Linked DNA regions of Homo sapiens: region 2 is linked to region 1. Evidence: read pairs that join two places in POLR2A ChIA-PET (ENCODE). Cell type or tissue: MCF 10A. All regions are shown on one strand. Links, peaks and the distances in the headings refer to the core of each region. The heading gives the core; the rest is flanking DNA. Region 1 overlaps ATP8A2 (ATPase phospholipid transporting 8A2). Region 2 overlaps ATP8A2 (ATPase phospholipid transporting 8A2).

Evidence for each region. ChIA-PET counts read pairs that join two places held together with the same protein. Peaks named below come from ENCODE experiments on the same cell type or tissue, not always from the same donor. Only the 100,000 strongest peaks of a DNase experiment are listed, where the experiment ranks them.
Region 2: POLR2A ChIA-PET joins it to region 1 with 5 read pairs; 2 of 35 experiments call an interaction of 5 or more read pairs at or near these places.

The regions. Positions count from the first base shown.
Region 1 is chr13:25,869,604-25,872,515 of GRCh38, forward strand. The region is part of intron 33 of ATP8A2 (ATPase phospholipid transporting 8A2); the gene reads left to right. Among named protein-coding and RNA genes, the nearest start is that of SHISA2, 180 kb to the right of the region's middle. In MCF 10A, for the core only: no CTCF peak of the experiment used is centred there; no DNase peak of the experiment used is centred there.
Region 2 is chr13:25,652,906-25,655,817 of GRCh38, forward strand. The region is part of intron 24 of ATP8A2 (ATPase phospholipid transporting 8A2); the gene reads left to right. Among named protein-coding and RNA genes, the nearest start is that of ATP8A2, 280 kb to the left of the region's middle. In MCF 10A, for the core only: no CTCF peak of the experiment used is centred there; a DNase peak (open chromatin) is centred at 1,606.

The DNA of each region.
Region 1 (2,912 bases), core at 248-2,747:
AGGATTTAATAGGGAAATTAAGGAAAATAAGACATGTCAGTAACAGTAGGTAATGTTTATTGAACAATTGAGATGAGAAAAGTTCTCTTGTCCCCCTGGCAGGGCGTGTGAGAGGGGAGTGGCTCGCTTCTTCAGCGCCCCGCTGCTCAGACCTCTAGGGGAGCATACAGATGGGCAGGCTGTGGGGTTCTGACCCCACGGTAGTGTCTAGGGGTGAATGTTTACAGCTCCTGAACCCCAGTGGGCATGTGTTACAGGGTACTCTTTCAGTTTAGCTGTCCGTAGGCAGCTTGTGTAAACCAGCTCAGTTAGACCCTCTACTTTGTCACAAGGACAGAGGGCTTTGTGTATCCCAGGTTCTTGCCTTGGTTTACCGGAAGAATCAGATCACACGTGGGCTTGGAGAATGAGTGCAAGGTGTTATTGAGTGGAAGTATCTCTCAGCAGATGGGGGAGCCAGAAGGGAGATGACTTTTCCCTGGAGTTGAGCCACTTGACAGCCCGGCTGTCCTCCAATTGTTCTGGCCAAACTCTGTGTCATTCTGGCGATAGGTGGCCTGACGGCGCGCGGGTGCCTGTCCGTGCATTCCTCTAGACATCTGGCTTTCCAGTGTTCCTCTGCTGATGTGTTTCTCTCAACGTCCAGCCACCTCTGTGTCTGCTGGCTAGGGTCTCGATTTTTGTATAGGCACAGGATAGGGGCGTGGCAGGTCAGGGTGGTTTTGGGAAATGCAACATTTGGGCAGGAAAATAAAAATGCCTGTCCTCACCTAGGTCCCTGGACACAGGCCTGGGGGTGGAGCCCTAGCCAGGGACCATGCCCTTCCCCCATTCTGTATCATTTAAAGGGACCACTCCCTTCCCTTCCCAGCACTTCCCTTCCATATCACAATTACTACATATCAGACAAAACATATTCATGAAAATATGTTTAATATATGCAGTTACATGTGTAATGAAGTAAGCATTGGCTCATTCAGTAATCTGCAACCACATGAGGAAACTGAGGCTTAGAGAGAAAGGATCAGTCTCTTGACCAGGCAGGGAGTAGAGTGGCTGGGATTCTTCTGGAGTCGGTTGGACTCCAAGCTGGGTCTTCTCACTTTGTGACTATGGAAAGCAGCTACAGTGATGATGAACCAGGTGTTTGAGAAATGTTGCTCAATTCTCCTTAACGTTTTGCTTTTAATAAATTTTATCTGAAGTGACTTACCCCGCAATGCAATAGAATTTTTAAAATATGAATGTTGAGTTAGAAGGAATAAGCAGACTTTGTGTTTGAGCTGCAATCTTCTGTCCACGAGCCCAATCTTTTTTAAAGTAAAGCAGGTTTCAAACAACAGGATTTATTTTTTACGTTCATTATAGAAAGCCCTCATTTTTTTAGTCCTTGTCCTCCCTTCCCCCGTATACAATTTCCTCCATTTTGGCAGTTTATTTTCTTTTTGGCCTCTCATTTCAAGGATGCTGTGTGTTAATTAGAGGCCCCGCGGCTTTGATTGAGTGGTTTTTTTTTTTCTTCAGAGGTTTTGTTGTGGTGTTGGCATTTGTCATTCATTCTGATGTTAATTTTTAAAATATCTGTCAGCAAATTAAAGTACACATTACATGCTGATTTTGTTTGTTTGTAATATTTATGCTCAGTGGTCACAGTGTACGTCTGATGTGGTTTTGAACTTTTCCTTTCTTGAAACATGTGGAAATGTGTATGTGGGCCACTCTTATTAAGAGTCTGCACAGGGGTTTTCTTCTCCAACATCTTCAGAGGGAGGTGGCCTTGTCTGATGACTGGAGGTTATCATCATCACAGTTCCCCCACCCAGAGATGGCAGGGATCTTCAGGTTTATCCAATTTAAAAGGTATAAAAGTGCCAGAGAAAGGCCACCAAGTCCGGTTATGCAAGAAAACATGACCACGGTAGGTTAGAGAAGAGAGAAAAGAGAAGCATAGCATGCTATTAGGCATGTACCAAGAAGTTTCTGTTTCATATAAATGATGATGCAAAAGCTATTGTGGACAGTATCTGAGAGGCCCAAAATACTGAACAGACTTAAAAGTAGGGGATATTTTCAGTGACTATTGCTTACATCATCATTGTAACATATCGAAGCATCCACTGAGTAAATTGGATGCTTTCTGAACTTTGATTAGCCAGCTGTCATAAGTGTTGGCATTCCTTTGGCTAAAGACAAGAAAGAGAAATCTAGGTCGCTTGTGTCTGTGCTTGTATGTATACTTCGATTCGCAATACTTTTTTAGTGACTGAAACCTGATTTCAATGCAGGATGGAAACTGAAAGACAGGCATATTTAAATGTGCAGAGTGCTTTCTACTGTGCTCTGAAGACAAACCCTATCCACTTTGCTCAGCAGGAGCAAAGACATCTCTCATGCAGGGTACAGTGACATCTTGCCATCTTCCGCCTGCCCTGCGTCCATTCCCCTCACCCCCCCGCCCTCTTTCGGAATGCGCATTCAAATGGTGCTGCTTCTGCCTCTTTGCCACCTCTAGGGTCTGGATCTGTGACCCAAACTGGTCAGCCGGGTCCTCTGCCTCACTGACCATGGCAGTTGATTCAGGAATGCACATGGTGCCCCAGGCTGGAGTATCACCTAGAGACAGTTCAAGGATTTTTTACAGAAACTAATTGGGGGATGGAGCTCTTTTGCTGCTGGGTCTCTTATAGGAGGACGGTGTCAGCCTGGAGCGGCTAGGACACCCTGCAGAAGGTGGCTGGCTGAGGATGAATTGAGCACAGAGGAAGGGTGCACTGAGAGCCATCAGCATTGAGCACACCCCTGGATCCAGCTCTGCCTGAAGCTAGAGCCATCTCTGACCTGTTAGATATTGTCGTTCTATAGCAGAAACACAGTTGGTTCCATTTTCCTACCATGCATCTACCAAGTTGGAG
Region 2 (2,912 bases), core at 140-2,639, 220 kb before region 1:
ATTTCTTAAGCTTTAGATTTCTGCTGAATCATCCCTTCCCCAGGATGTTCCTTCAGACTTTTCACTAGGTCATGACCTCCTGCTGTGTACTTCATCACAATCTACATCTTCTGTTACAGTGCTCTGTTTCAGTGCAATCACTCTTCCCTGCTGGATTGTAAACGTCTTCAGGTCCAGGAAGGTTTTTTGTTTTGTTTAAGTCTTTAAACCATCTGAGTTAATTTTTGTCTATGGTGTAAGGAAGGGATCCAGTTTCAATCTTTTGCATATGGCTAGCCAGTTATCCCAGCACCGTTTATTGAATAGGGAGTCCTTTCCAGACTGGATAAAGGTGGTACATATACACCATGGGATACTATGCAGTCATAAAAAAGAATGAGACCATGACCTTCGCAGGAACATGGGTGGAGCTGGAGTTATTAGCCTTAGCAAACTAATGTAGGAACAGAAAACCAAATACCACATGTTCTCATTTATAAGGAGGAGCTAAAGGATGAGAACACATGGACACATAGAGGGGAACAACAGACACTGGGGCTTACTGGAGGGTGGAGAGTGAGAGGAAGGACAGGATCAGAAAATACAACTAATGGGTACTAGGCTTAACACCTAGGTGATTAAATAATATGTATAAGAAACCCCCATGACTCAAGTTTACCTATATATCAAACCTGCCCATGTAATCCTGAACTTTAAAATAAAAGTTAAATTAAAAACAAGATTTTTGTTTTTGTTTTTGCTGTTGTCTCCTTAATCAGGAGAGCAGACCGCACACAATGGGTATTTAATAAATTGCTTAAATGAATGCATGAATGCTTGCTTCAGCAACATAACTTTGGCAATGTGGAGATTGTGGTGGAATAGGAGAGAAGATGTAGAGAAGCCAAATGAAATCTGTTCCAACTTTTCAGGCAGAGGAGGATAAGCATATGAGCTAAGGTAGACTTACTCAGGATAGAGGGTAAGGGTTAGCTTTCAGAGTGAAGAGGTGTGATTGGCATCAATTAGGTGCTGACTGGATGCTGGCGAGAGAGAGAGAACCAGGTGAATGGGATACCTCTGGAGGAGCTGGCCTTGGGAAGAAAGGTGAGGGAAAGGTGGGGACATTTGCTTTCCTCCCTGTACACTGTGAAGGTAAGGCATGAGGGAGAATGCCCCTCAGAAACTGTTGTTTGCCTCAAAATCCAACAAAGCTCTTTTTAGGTTTGAAAAGAAAGCAGTTCTTTTTTGCTCATTCATAGAATACCTTTCAGTGAGTTGCTTCTAAGGACGGTAGCAGAGTTTTTGCTGTCATTGTTTTGTTTTATTTTTTGGTTTTTAGACAGGGTCTCACTCTATTACCCAGGCTGGAGTGCAGTGGCACGATAAGGGCTCAGTGCAGCCTAGACTTCCTGGGCTCAGGTGATCCTTCCACCTCAGCCTCCCGAGTGGCTGGGACCACAGATGTGTGCCATATGCCTGACTAATATTTGTAATTTTTATGGAGATGGGATTTCATCATGTTGCCCAGATAGTTTTAAACTCCTGGGCTCAAATGATCTGCCCGCCTTGGCCTCCTCCCAAAGTGCTAGGATTACAGGCGTGAGCCACTGTGCCCTGCCCTTGGTAGAGTTTTGAAGACAGTTGTTATGATGTTAAGTCATTGCACTGAGTCACTAGGCCATCCTTTGGCTTTACAGGACATAAAATATGGGAGTTTCATCACCAGACAGTGGGCGGTACTGGGTTTCCTACTGGGTGGACAGTCCTGCTAGTGGGAGAGTTCTGTCCTTAGTCTGTGCCCTTGGACTGTAGATATAGACATAGAAGGTCATCTCCCTTTATTTCGCCTTTCTGCCTTCATTGTCACTGGGGAGACAGTCCCCCCAAGTCTTCCTGTGTGTGACGCTGTGCAGGTGGTACATAGAAATGCCCATCAGTGATACTTATTTTGATGCTGCTGTGATCCTGAGAATTTTCCCACTTATAGGTGCTCTCTTTGGGATATCTGTTGGCATTCAACTGTTTTCAACAGAAGTCTCCAAAATTGGTACTCATCCAGGGTTATGTTAACTGCCCAGTGTACCGAAGGGTGATGTGGACAGGTGGAAAAAGACTGGGTTAATCTCTTAGTGAGACTAAGTGTTTTTTTACAAGTGGTTGGTTGTCTGAGGGTTAGAAGACTTAGAAGAGTTTTACATTCTACATTGAGGAAGTAGGCACTCACCCATGGTGGGTGGTCTGATGTCCTTGTTTCTTCAGTGGAGTTCTTTTTTCTTTTTTTCTTTTCTTTCAAGACAGAGTCTCACTCTGTCACCCAGGCTGAGTGCAGTGGCACAATGTCAGCTCACTGCAACCTCCGCCTCCTGGGTTCAAGCAATCCTCCTGCCTTAGCTTCCCAAGTAGCTGGGATTACAGGCATCTGCCACCACGCCTGGCTAATTTTTGTATTTTTAGTAGAGACAGGGTTTTGCCATGTTGGCCAGGCTGGTCTCGAACTCCGACCTCAGGTGATCCACCCACCTCGGCCTCCCAAAGTTTTGGGATTACAGGCGTGAGCCACCACACCCAGCCATCAGTGGAGCTCTTAATGTCATTTAGAACATTATTATTGTTGCAGTTGAACTGGAGATGGTAGGAAATAGTGAAGTTCTGCAGTTGTTGAAACAAGATGCTCCCTCAACTGTGCTGTTCCCCACAGTAGAGAGGTAAGACACTCCAGAGGAGTTGATGGTCGAGCAGCTATCTGATGCCTCTAACTGGGAATGGTCTCACAGATTCCTTACTGACCTTAAGCATCAGTAGTTTGCTTCCCAAGCTTGTGGCCCCAAACTAAATCTCTTTAAAAAAAAAAAAAAGCAAAAAACCCGAAAGTACATGATTAGATCTTGCAATACAATTATTGACAATGTATTTTCTGTAGTTTAAATGAA